Linked DNA regions of Homo sapiens: region 2 is linked to region 1. A link is a contact called in ENCODE Hi-C or POLR2A ChIA-PET data. All regions are on one chromosome and are shown on one strand. Each heading gives the region's core, a stretch centred on a gene start or an enhancer-like site at or near the end of the contact. The rest is flanking DNA. Distances are from core to core; before and after follow the strand shown. Region 1 holds the start of CLIP4 (CAP-Gly domain containing linker protein family member 4). Region 2 overlaps ALK (ALK receptor tyrosine kinase).

Evidence for each region. Hi-C counts contacts between places; a loop is a spot of excess contacts on that map. ChIA-PET counts read pairs that join two places held with the same protein, here RNA polymerase II (POLR2A). Pooled maps may share reads with other maps.
Region 2: a loop to region 1 is called in a pooled map, with 3 times the contacts of the local background. The contact joins the enhancer-like site here to the promoter of CLIP4 in region 1. A Hi-C loop is called at or near these places in 2 of 37 single-sample maps with no recorded cell type and 2 of 50 pooled maps. POLR2A ChIA-PET finds 5 or more read pairs at or near these places in 1 of 52 experiments (Panc1).

The regions. Positions count from the first base shown.
Region 1 is chr2:29,112,531-29,118,890 of GRCh38, reverse strand. It overlaps CLIP4 (CAP-Gly domain containing linker protein family member 4), which reads right to left and starts at 3,476. Exons shown (of 16, transcript NM_024692.6): 1 at 3,226-3,476. It overlaps LOC105374386 (a long non-coding RNA gene), which reads left to right and starts at 4,147. Exons shown (of 3, transcript XR_007086265.1): 1 at 4,147-4,222. RefSeq lists silencers at 2,826-3,065, 3,256-3,615.
Region 2 is chr2:29,745,272-29,751,631 of GRCh38, reverse strand. All of the region lies in intron 1 of ALK (ALK receptor tyrosine kinase), which reads left to right. Among named protein-coding and RNA genes, the nearest start is that of ALK, 170 kb to the left of the region's middle. Within about 2 kb of position 3,376, at least 3 of the 41 ENCODE cell types and tissues checked have a DNase peak (open chromatin) inside an H3K27ac peak, as active enhancers do.

The DNA of each region.
Region 1 (6,360 bases), core at 2,227-4,726:
CTATGGTTAACTGGTGATAACTGATTATAAAGTAAGCCTCAGGTTAAAAATATATATATATATATTGGCCCTGCCAGGCATGGTGGCTCACACCTGTAATCCCAGCACTTTCGGAGGCCATGGCAGGTGGATCACCCAAGGTCAGGCATTCGAGACCAGCCTGACCAACATGGCAAAACCCCATCTCTACTAAAAATACAAAAAATTCGCTGGGCATGGTGGAGGGCACCTGTAATCCCAGCTACTCAGGAGGCTGAGGCAGAAGAATCGCTTGAACCTGGGAGGCAGAGATTGCGGTAAGCCGAGATCCCGCCACTGCAGTCCAGCCTGGGCAAGAAGAGCGAAACTCCATCTCAAAAAAAAAAAAAAAAAATTGGCACTAATCAACTGTCTACAGAACAGGTGCCTCTGATACTAACAATAGCTAGAATCAAATTCCCCAAACTCTGATTTCTATAGGAATTTCACCCTACTCATCACTCCAAGTTAGCTGTTAGCAAAAGCATCTTACATAACGTGGCTCAAATACCTTGTGATTTTTTTTCCAAGACTCCTTGGTCCATGCTTTAACACAGAGCAGTAATAAATGGGGATGTCCACTAGCATCTTCAGGCTGGTTCAGGACTGTCTGGACCCCATAAAAGGGCCTTACTGAAGCCAGGAGACTTCAGATTTGAGATATGGTTCAAGAGTGTCCTTGAGTTATTCAACTAATAGGAGACCAAAGCTGTGTCTACATTAGCTGGAATCATGAGGCCCTTTCATTCAATTTCCTGTAATACTTTGTTATGAGTCATCATTCTCCTGAGATTCCAATCTCACCACGTAAGTATTTAAAGCATAACTCCAATGATCCTTTTATTTGCTACCTACATAACATCTGTACAATCTACTAAACAGGTATTTACAGTACTGAACACTTAGTTGGCCTTAGAGAGAATTAAAAATTGAAATACCTGCCCTGAAAAAGCTATTTATGCATTTAACAAATATTTATTCAGTTTTTCTTACTAAGTTCTAAGCTATGCAAAGGTAAAGAAACCAGATCTGTCCTTGCCCTCATATAAATTACAGCCTAGTGTTGATTCCTACCAGAAAGTTGAAAGTAGTAAGTGCTATGACCAAGGACAGCTGAGTCCTATGAAAGCACAGATTCAAGAGGGTCAACGAAGGCTTCCTGGAGACTAATAAGTTAAAGCTGTGGCATCTGACCAGCTAACTACTAGCCACATGTGACTATTTAAATTAATTTAAAAATTGGCCAGGTGCAGTGGCTCATGCCTGTAATCCCAACACTTCGGGAGGCCGAGATGGGCAGATCACTTCAGGTCAGGAGTTCGAGACCACCCTGGCCAATATGGTGAAACCCCACAGCAAAAATTAACAGGGTGTGGTAGCAGGCGCCTGTAATCCCAGCTGCTCGAGAGGCTCAGGCAGAACAATCGCTTGAACCTGGGAGGCAGAGATTGCAGTGAGGAGAGATCAGGCCACTGCACTGCAGCCTGGGTGACAGAGCAGAGCGAGACTCCGTCTCAAAAAAAAAAAACAAAAACAAAAAAAAGAGAGAGAGAAAAGGAAAAGAAAAAAAATATTAAAATTTCAGTGCTTCCACTGCTCTAGCCCCATTCAAGTGGTCAAAAGCTATATGTGGCTAGTGCTACCATATTGGGTAATGCAAAAAGAACATGTTTCTGGTCTCCGAAAGCTCTTCTAAACAGCACTGAAGGAAAACAGTGCAGCTCACTCTCCAGATGAGAAAACAATATACAAATGCCTGAAACAAGACACAAATAAAGGTTAACACACTAAAGCAAGCCTATAGCTCCATAGTTCATTATAAATAATTAACAAGGGAGCAGTAAGCCTAAAAGTAACCAGAGTTTGAGGTTTGAACAGGGAGAAAGAGTGAAGTTGATTTTATATAATCTAAAGATCACTAGTTTCAAACACGTGTCAAAATTGGAGTTGTCATAAGCTATGAGAGACAACATAGGTCACTTTTTTAAAAGCCCTTGCTGGTGGGACTGTATGTGGTAAACACAAAATGTCTGAAATGAATCCTACAAATAGAATACCATGGGCTAAATCTTCTACAAAACAGAAGTAAACACATTCCATGCATGGCTAGACTCAATCTTACAGTCCAGATAGACCGTATCAAATGAAAGCATTTAAAAAATGCATCATATTTACGAAAGCAAAATAAGCTGGAACCAGGATGGTTCTCCAACATAAAAACGCAGACCAACTAGACTCCAGCAGGTTCAAGTCTCTGCTTTCCTCCCCAGTTGCTCAATGCCCCGCACCACGTGATCCTGTGCTGTTTAGACGACTCACTTTAAATTGTGCACAAGATTCACAAACAACAAACGTCAAAGTGAAAGTGAAGTACAATTTAAGTGCTGGCGGATGTTCCTGAGGAAGGTGTTTACTGAAACCTTTCAAAGGCGCCCGTTTTATACGATGATGGTGCTACAATATGAACGCAGTCTAGTATCTCAGAACATACAGCAAGTTATTGTCCCATAGGAACATCATCCTCTGATACGTATCAAAACACTGTCTCAGCACAGAGCTGAAAACCAGAGTCTGGATGACGTGAACAGCCTGACATCTAATTCAAAGCTCTACCATCATAAGCAGTGAATGGGATCCTTAAGGATGCGGGCTCAGCTCCAGCGCTCCTTTCAACTTCCCCTCCCAGGTGCGGATGGTTCAGAATTAAGGGATCTCAGGTAGCCAAGGACTGCAAGGACAGCCATTTGGTTTAGCTTTGAAGACCCACTGGCCAAAGGTTTCTCGACAATTTAATGCGCAAGGGGAGTCAAGTGAGAAATGGGAAGAGGCCGCGTTGGAAAGCCACTGCGCGTGCGGGGACTCTCGGGGCAGCCGCGGCTGGCGGTCGTGGCCCAGAGCCCAGCTCCGCCGCCGGGTCCCGCACACCCCGCGCCCCTCAACCTAAAGTTGGGCCGTCCGTCAGCGGCCGCCACGAGGAGTCCCCATCCCCGCCGGGTGGGCCGCTCCGCCCCGAGAAGGCCTCCCCGCGGCCAGCGACACCGGTGCCCACGGGAGGCGGCCGCGGGGCTTCCACAGCCCCCAGCGCCTCTGCGCGACCCTCCCGGGGCCACTGACCTCCCCGCGGGCCCCCAGGGCCGCCCACCCCGGCCCCAACCCCGCCGCCGGCCAGCCCGCGGCCCGGGGGGGCCCCGCGCGCCCCCGGCCCACCTGCCTCCTCCGGGTCCTCTCGGAGCGGCCGGCTGGGGACGCGGGGGCGCGGAGGAAAGGCCGAGAGGCGCGCTCCCGCCGGCGCTGTCTCCCGTGGCCGCCCACGGAGCCTCCCGCCGCGCCGCTCCACACCTCTCCGGGCCCCTCCCGCTGCCTCCCACGCGGGGTGGGCGCGCGCGCAGTGCAGGCGGCCGGGCGGCGCGCAGGCCTCGGCCACGGCCCCGCGCACGCGCTGGGGACTCGGTGGGGACGGAGGAGGCAGCGCGCGCCTGCGCTGGCTCGCCTGGCTCCCGCGCCCCCGCACTCCCCAGCAGTCAGATGATCGGGCGCACGCGGGGCCGCGACCCCGGCTGACAGCGTCTGCGGGGTGTCGCAGTGTTACCTCCCCCGCCGCGAAGCCAGGCGGCCCCGGCACGCCGTGCGTGCCCACCGCCTTCACAGCCCTCAGCCTCGCGGCCTCACGTCTCTAACCTGCGGCGCCCCCACCAGCTGCTGGGGCCGGGGACCTAGTCTTACCCGTCTTGGGCTCCCCAGAGTCCAGCCGAGCGTGGTCAAGAGTACATCCACCAGTTCCCTGCTGGCAGCGCTTGCTGTAAAAGGCCTAATCCGTGCTACACCCACGTTGAGCAATTAGTTCATATCTCCTGCGGCTTTGCTGCCTCTTCACCCACGTTTTCTCCTGACCCCTTCTCCGTCTCCCAAGGACCAGACAGGGTGAAACTGTGCACCTAAAGTCGTGAACTCTGACAGCCTGACTCTCTGTCATCTGGTAACAAGAAAGCGTTACTGGACACATAGTGAGTCCCCTTAATGAGGAGACCTAGTAAGACCATGACCGAAGTTTGAAACATGGAGACAACAGTGTTACATCTATCAGCTGTCTCTGAGGCCTACAGCGGCTGCTTCATAGAGGCTGTACTTCTGTGTTCAGCGCGCACAGTGCCTGGCAGGAACAGATGTTGAATGAACGTCTGTCAGTGTCTCTGCAAGAGCAGAGGTAAGCGCTCACCGCACCCCGGAGCATCTTTTCCTGTTAGAATCATTGATTTCAGGGACTGGAAAAAGCCCCCTTCCCACTTGCCTGAATCCTCCTTACAGTGTCTTCCCACCAAGCAGTGGTTGAACACCTCCACTAACAAGGAACTCATTACCTTTTAAGGCAGCCATTTAATCTTTGATCAGCCTTTTGGAAATTTTCTACCTTAGGAGCTAAAATCCAGCTCCCTGCATCTCTCCCTCACTGGATTTTGTTTCTGCCCTGGGGACTCTTAAGTCTGACTCCAATTCATCCAAGACACACATTACCTGTCCCTTAGGCTACTCCTGATATGACCTGGTCACAATCCCACTCACCAGCATGTTGAGGGATTCTCTTGGATGCATTCCAGCTTGTCCAGAGCTCTCTTAAATGTGATTATCAGGAATGAGTGGGTGGCCTGCCAAGTGCGGAGAGGAAAGAGACTGCCACCTCTTCTTAGGTCCTATGCTTAACAACATTCACCATATCAAAATAGTTGCTAGGAGCAGTCACATCACATTGTTGAATCGGGTGGAGCACACTTGACTAAAACCCACAATATTTGAATACATGACCATCCCTGACCCTGGTCAGCTGCCAGTTTCTCTGTCTCTGCAGGCTCAGCATCTGCGAGTGCTCTCAGAGATAATGTGACACGGATACTTCCTCCTCCCTCTGAAGAGTCCACCTCCCTTTCCCTGCTTTCATCATACCCTCTTCTTGTCTGACCCACCCATCTCTTTAGCTGGTTAAAAGAAGGAAGGCAATCTGCCCTTGGTTGGCTTCAAGCACCTATAAATGAGGCCAATTGTCATTGAACCACAGAAAGTCATAAAGATCTGTGTGTAACAGAGTAGCTATTGGTGAAGTTTCCAAACGTATACAGTTCACTTTTATTGCTGATTTAAATTATCCATCTGAAATACCACTATTAGTAGGTGACAAGGCATGGCTAGCTCAGTTGTTCTTAGTTATAATAAAGATCTCTGTTAGAACCAGCCAGGCCACTGGCTTTATCTGCTACACCCAAACACTGTATGATACATAGGCAAATTCCCAGGATACCAAGCCACCAGAGTCTCCCACTCACTTAGTTGCCTTTGTTCAAAAATCTGACGTTACTTCTTTATACCATCATCAAGAATGCAAGTGCTCGTTGGAGTCATGCTTCCTAGAATACCTCGTGACATACAAGCTTTAGAACCAGGTATTGCCCAGTTAACCAGAGTGAGACTGGACAATGATATGTGGCCAGAACTTGGAACTTGAACTATTCATTGGGGTGGGAAGGCACATGGGGATGTGGACCAACTGTAGCTGCTGAGATTCAATTCTATCTGGAGACACAAAGTTCCTGAAAAGTATAGCAATAATCCACAGCGTCAGGAGGTGATCAACTTACTGGTCAACATCACAGTGTGGAGAAAGGGCATTACTCACTGACCACTGTAAGGCACTTGACCTATGGAAATCTTGTCTTCACTTTACAAATGAAGAAGCAGACTCTGGGAGGCTGCGTGACTTGCTCCATGTAGCCAGGGGCAGAAATAAGATTCAAACCTAAGTCTGTCTGATCTGAAGGCCTATGTTGATTCACTACTTTGCTAACCTACACAGGCTGTCTTTGGGGGCATTAAAGACCCAGAATGGCTGCATAGAGCAGCATTCAGGAATTCAGACACTCGGCAGCAGGAAGATCTGTCAGCAGCTCTCAGGACCCCGACCATGATAAAAGGGTTAGAGGAAATAGCAAAAGAAGACAAGGTCACTGCTTTTACATGGACTGGATATGGGATGGAATATCATCAGTTTCTAATTTGTGAGTGTATAGGGGGCCTAGGCCCTTAGGACCATGAGAGACACCCAACTGTCAGAATTGGGGCACCAGATTGGAGTTCAACTAGCAGAAGTGCTTAAATGCAAAAGATCAGAGCACTGGGCAGAGCCCCTAATATCTTCCTGTCTGTGATGTTTACAGGTGTGATCATCAGCATAAAAAGCCCAACAGAATCAACAAAGTATTAGAAGTAATGTTAGCTCAGCAAGGTTGCCAAGTACAAGATCAGTTTCTAAAAATCAATAGTTTTGTCTACATCAGCAGTAAGCAACTGGGAAAT
Region 2 (6,360 bases), core at 2,127-4,626, 630 kb before region 1:
GCCTCAGAAACTAGTTACCTGGTGTTATTCATTAACTCAGAGTAGCAGAAGGCAAGAGGAACAGAAAGTGCAGTTATTACTTGGGATTACAAGAAGCTGAGATGCTCACACTCCATAAACACACAACTCAACGCCTTTCCCATCCCCGAGACCATGGGGCAGGCAGAACCCAAATCAAACTAGTCACGGGCCACATAACAACATTTCAGGCAATGAAGGACTGCACATACATCAGCGGTCTCATAAGCTTTATAAGGAAGCTGAAAAATTCCTATCGCGTGCTGAAGTCATAGCCATCGTAATGTCCTAGCACAATTAATTTTTTTAAAATAAATTTAGTGTAGCTTAAGTGTACAGTGTTTCTAAAATGTACAGGAGTGTACAGTAATGTCCTAGGCCACCCTCACTCACCACTCCTTACTGACTCACCCAAAGCAACTTTCAGTCCAGGCAAGCTTCATTCGTGGTAAATGCCCTATACAGGTGTACCATTTATTATCTTTAATGTTTACTGTAACCTTTCTTTCTTCTCTTTTCCCTCCCCTCTCCTCCCCTTCCTTTTGAGATGGAGTCTTGCTCTGTTGCCCAGGCTGGGGTGCAGTGGCTCAGTGTCGGCTTACTGCAACCTCTGCCTCCTGGCTTCAAGCGATTCTCCTGCCTCAGCCGCTGGAGTAGCTGGGACTACTGGCGCAGGCCACCATGCCCTGCTAATTTTTGTATTTTTAGTAGAGATGGGGTTTCACCATGCTGGCCAGGCTGGTCTCGAACTCCTGACCTCATGATCCACCCACCTTGGCCTCCCAAAATGCTGGGATTACAGGCATGAGCCACAAGCCACCACGCCCGGCCTCTGTCATTCTCTTTCTTTCTCTTTCTCTCTTTCCCTCCCTCCCTCCCTTTCTTCCTTCCTTCCTTCCTTCCTGCCTGCCTGCCTTCCTTCCTTCCTTCCTTCCTTCCTTCCTTCCTTCCTTCCTTCCTTCCTTCCTTCCTTCCTTCCTTCCCATTCTGTTCCGTTACACTCCACTCCACTCAAGCAATCAACCTGACCTCAAGCAATCTTCCCACTTCAGCCTCCCAAGTAGCTGGGACTACAGGCATATGCCACCATGCCCAGCTAATTTTTTAATTTATTGTAGAGATGGGGTCTCACTATGTTGCCCAGGCTGTTCTCAAACTCCTGGGCTCAAGGAGTCCTCCCACCTTGGCCTCCAAAGGTTCTTGAATTATAAGCATGAGCCACTCTGCCCAGCTTAGTACCTTTTCTATATTTTAATATGTTTAGGTCACAAATACCATTGTTATACAGTTGTCTACAGTATTCAGTACAGTAACATGCTGTACTGTGGCCTGGTTTGTGGCCTGGGATCGATAGGCTATACCATATAGCCTAGGCATATAGTAGGCTACCATCTAGGTTTGTGTAAATGCACTCTGTGATGTTCACACTGTGATGAAATCATCTAATGATGCATTTCTTAGAACAAATCCCCATCGTTAAGCAATGCATTACTATACTTCTCGAGTCCCATGCAATCATGCCCTCGGCGGATGTGCTGTCTGTCTGGGGCAGCTGTTCTCTGCCTGCTGCCTCTTTCCTGAAATGCATCTCTAGGCTGTTCCTTCCTGGCAGGGAGCCCTCATTAGCCTTCCTGGCTAATGCTGCTCTTGAGATAATGACATGAACCTGCTTTCAAGGGTCTGGAGTGTTTTAGGGGAGGAGCACTGCACTTCTGATTACCATAGGTCCAGGTAGAATGTGTTCCTATTCCGTGGAACAGGAAGACTCAACTCATTTCTTCTCTCCCTGTCTTGATAAATTTGGGGAAGATCTCAATGAACAAGTGTCTCTCTAGTTTCCATATATTATAGATAAGCTGTTCGGCTAAACTGAAGTTGCCTTATGTGGGCTAATAAATGGCTGGGCTCAGGGGGTTGGAGATGCTGTGGGCTGTGGGGGAGCCATGACCTCCTTTGCTTTGGGGACTGAGAACGATGGGCCCACCGCCCTATGGAGCAGCTTCCCTCCTGCTCAGCAACTGTTAGGCCTTTCCTTGGGTTTGGGCCTGAGGTCTTCCCTGTCTGAGACCCCTGGGTCTAGTTGGTCAGCAGTCCCACATGTCTCTCTGGGGTCCTAAGAATATTTATTTAAAACTATTATCTATTCAGGATTAAGGGGCCTTTCCTTTGGAGTATTTGTTCTCTGAGTGGGTGCTTAGCAACTGAAGTGCTGTTTGTAAAAGACATAGGTTGGTGTCCCCAAGCATTTCATAATGAGTGTGGGTTGAAAAGCTCCTCTGGTGATTTTTAAAAGGTTACCTTTCATCTATATCACAGGTTCTCAGAGCATGACCTCCAAACCACCAATGTTAGCATTTCCTGGAAAACTGGTTAGCAATGTGAATTCTTGGGCTCCACCCCAGACCTACTGAATCAGAAACCCTGGGGACTGAGGGCAGCTCTTTGAGCTTTAATAAGCCCTCCAGGTGACTTTGATGTGCCTTGGAGTTTGACAGTCACTGTCCTAAGTGGTCAGGAGGCGTGGATGTCAGGTATTTCTCTTCTGTAACAGGCCAGAGGACACACCTTCAGTATGATCATTCAAGAGATATGTTAGTATCTCTTACTTTGGGAGGCCAAGGCAGGTGGATCACTTGAGGTCAGGGGTTCAAGACCAGCTGGCCAACATGGCAAAACCCCATCTCTACTAAAAATACAAAAATTAGCCAGGAGTAATGGCTCGCGACTGTAATCCCAACTACTTGGGAGGCTGAGGCACGAGAATCGCTTGAACCCAGGAGGCAGAGGTTGCAGTGAGCCTTGATCGTGCCACTGCATTCCAGCCTGGGTGACAGAGTGAGACTGTGATTCAAAAAAAAAAAGTGATATGTTAGTATCTCTTAAAGTACCATCGACTAAGCGCCTTCTTCTGAATCACTGAGGGATACCTATTAAATATGTATACACTATGGTCCCATTTCAGTTTTTCTGAATCAAAACCTTTGAGGTTGGTGACCTGGGATTGTGTCTGTTCAACATGCTTCCCACGGGCTTCTTTCACCCAGTGAATTTTAGAAATAACCTTCCTATTCAATGTATAGTGTTTGACCAGCGGCATGTTCATCACCTGGGAGCTTGTTAGAGATGCAGAATTTTAGGCTCCACCCCAGACACTTAATCAGAACCTGCATTTCCAATATGATCACCAGGTGATTCATACACACATTAACATTTGAGAAGCATTGCCAAGGGCCATATGCTTAGAGCACTTGCTATGTGTGGGCTGCTGATTCATAGTTTAGTCAACACACCCTTGAGTAGAAAGTGTCATTCTAGGGTAGACCAAGGGCTCTTAAAAAAGTACTAGTGTCCCATGGGTCCTGACTCAGACATCCTGGAGCTTGTCCAGGATGTGATTAACAGGGTAACAGATGTCTTTGCAAAGCACTGGAGAGCTGATCCACACCTAACGAGTGTCACATCAAAGGCACCATGTGGATCTCTTGTTGTGGGTCTTGCAACCCCTTTAAGAAGGGAAGTCCACTTGACCGCCCTTCCAAACTGCTTTTTTGTTTTCCCAGAGGAGACAGGTAGGCAATCTCATCAGCTTAGATGATACCTAGCTCAGAGAAGCAGAGATTTAGGATTCACATGACTCATTCTTTCGTTGCTAGTTAGTTTTATGTAGCTTTCCAGAAAGGTCTGCCCACTGTCCTTTATACCTTAGTGTGAGTTGAGGTTAATTTATCTTTCCTTTGGACCTTGCCACTTTAGAAGGGAAAGCTTGACAATGTGTGCCATGACAGGCTCTAGACTTCCATCAAAGGAACTTTAGGCATCAAAAGCAGATGAAAAGGTATTGGATTTGGTGGTGGGGGAGGGGCTTTCTAGGAACCCACAAGAAATTACTGACTTGTTTCTCTTTTATATTTCTGGGAGGAAAATGATTGGGCCAAATGGTCTCTGGGGCTCTTTCCATTACTGGAAATTCTTTGGAGTATTTATTGAGCATTCACTCTGTGCTAGGTCCTGTGCTGGACATTGAGGGGATAAAAATGTAAACTGATGCTTCTACCTGTCTCCCAGGATGGGGTGGGAAGGGAGACAGAGACATCAGCCCCTCTCTGAGGTCCAAGAGATGCTCTCCTCCTGTCACTCCAAAACCGATGTATCCTGATGGTAACTCAATAGTAAAGGAAACTTCCATTTTTATTGGTGTGAGTAAACTCATTCATTCATTCATTAAACAATTATTTTTTAATGTCTCCTACCTGTAGACAATTGTTTCTGAAATTTGTTTTTAGATTTGAATATGAAAATGATCTTTCTTAAGAGCACCTGTTTCAAAGATAAGTTTGTAAACTTTCAGACTAGTTGGAACATATTGTTGTGAATAAAGCCCTGATTAGAGGAGAAGAAATGGGCTGTTTTCCCTCTAGTTTTCCATAGGACAGTTTGAGAGAGGTCAAGCTGGAGTTTTAATTGAGGAGGGCTTTTCCATCAGTCAGCACTGGCCACTCATGAAATAGAGTGACCTCCCCCACTCAACAAACACACACACTTGGAACTAGTGAAGGAAAGGTCAGATGTCATTGCCAAGGGCTTTGAGAAGGGACCTGGACTTGGTGGCTTCCTACAGTACTTTCCAACCTTGAGATTCTGTGAGGAATAGAGGGCTGTGTGAGATTCATCTCAGGGACTGTGGTTTCTTTTAGCATAACATCCTCATGGCTTATTTCGTCATGTTTCTGCACAAACATTATGAGTAGAATGGCTTGCATTTGCCTTTCTAATTTTCTCTCCCAGGTGAAAAGACACTAGGCATATGGTTCAAACACAATGGACTGATAGAAAACATGAAAGTTAGAATGTAACAGATATCTCAAAGGTAGCACCTAAGAAAAATTACAGGCACTTTCCTCCCCAAACTGGACTAAGGACCTAGAGTTTCAGTGAATCCCAGAAAATGTCAGGTTTCTCATTAACCTTTCTCTAAGTTACCTAAACCATATCACAACCCACAACTAAGGGAAATGCTGGAGGTGGCATGAGAGCCACGTGCTACATTAAACCCTATGCCTGGGTAGAAAACTGAGAACTTAGAATAATTTAGATCAAGTCACCCTCTTATTTAAAGAGTTCAAGCAAAGCCAAACTTTGTTGCACCATTCCCTATTTGTATTCTGAAGATTCAAGAGGCTCACAAATGCTGATCCTATAATTTGGGTACCTGTCACCAGCATGCATGGACCTAGTCCAAACAGTCCTTTGTGTTAGTAATGTGTTGTCAGAGAGTCAAGTAAGCAATTGTCATTTTCCATAAAAATTAATTGTTTAAAACTGATCTCTAGCTACATTTTAATTTTTTTTAATCAAAACTTTAAAGAAACCCATAGTTGGCAGTATTGCCTAATAGCCGATAGAGCAGGCTGTGGAGTCAAACAGATCTCAGTAAGAACCTTTAGTTTTGCTTCTTTCTAGTGGTGTTAGCTTAGGGCAAGTTACGTATCTTCTCTGAACCTCAGTTTCCTCATCTGTAAAGTGGGAATAATTGTAATACCTATGTCACAGGGTTGTTGTAAGGAACAGTGAGATAATAATCATAAGGGGATGGAAAAGTACCTGATTTATACTTAAGTGCCTCATTAAGATTGCTATTATTATACCTGATTTTTCCATAGTGGGGCTTGAGAGTGTGGACCTGTGGTCCTAGCATTCTGAGGTAAAAAGTAGAAGCTCTACAGATCTCAGGGTTTTTACAGTCTAGGATCATTCCCTCATTCAGTCATTTGTCCATCCAACAAATATTTATTTAGCACCTACTCTCTGCCAGGCACTATGGTAGCAGTCAGACAATAAGCAAGTGACTAAGCCCGTGTGTAATTATTGGTTGGGATACATGCCAGGAAGGAGGCAAACCATGGGCAGTGATGGGACATGCTGCTAAGCGGGGACCTACTTTGATAGGATAATCTGAGAAGGACTTTTTGAGCAGGTGACATTTAAGCTGGGTCCAAAGGATGAAAAAGATTGTGTCAGGCAAAGAACCACTGATCCTTTCATTAGTGCATAAGGTAGACACGATTTCACCAGGAGTACTCCAAACAAATTGAGAGCCCCAGCTTTCTTCTCATCTGTACAAGAAGTAGACCTTGCCAGCAACTGGGAGGGAAGGTTTTGCTCATTTTATTATATATGGTGGAGGGTTCATTTATATCAAACTTCTCTAGAGCCCAGCATTTTCAGGGGTGTTGTACCAGCAGGGATACAGTTTCCCACCTCAGTGGAAGCTGGCAGGAAGTTGCAGGAAGTTATGAAAAGAGAGTGAGCCTTCAGTCCAGATCTGGGATAAAATCTACCTCA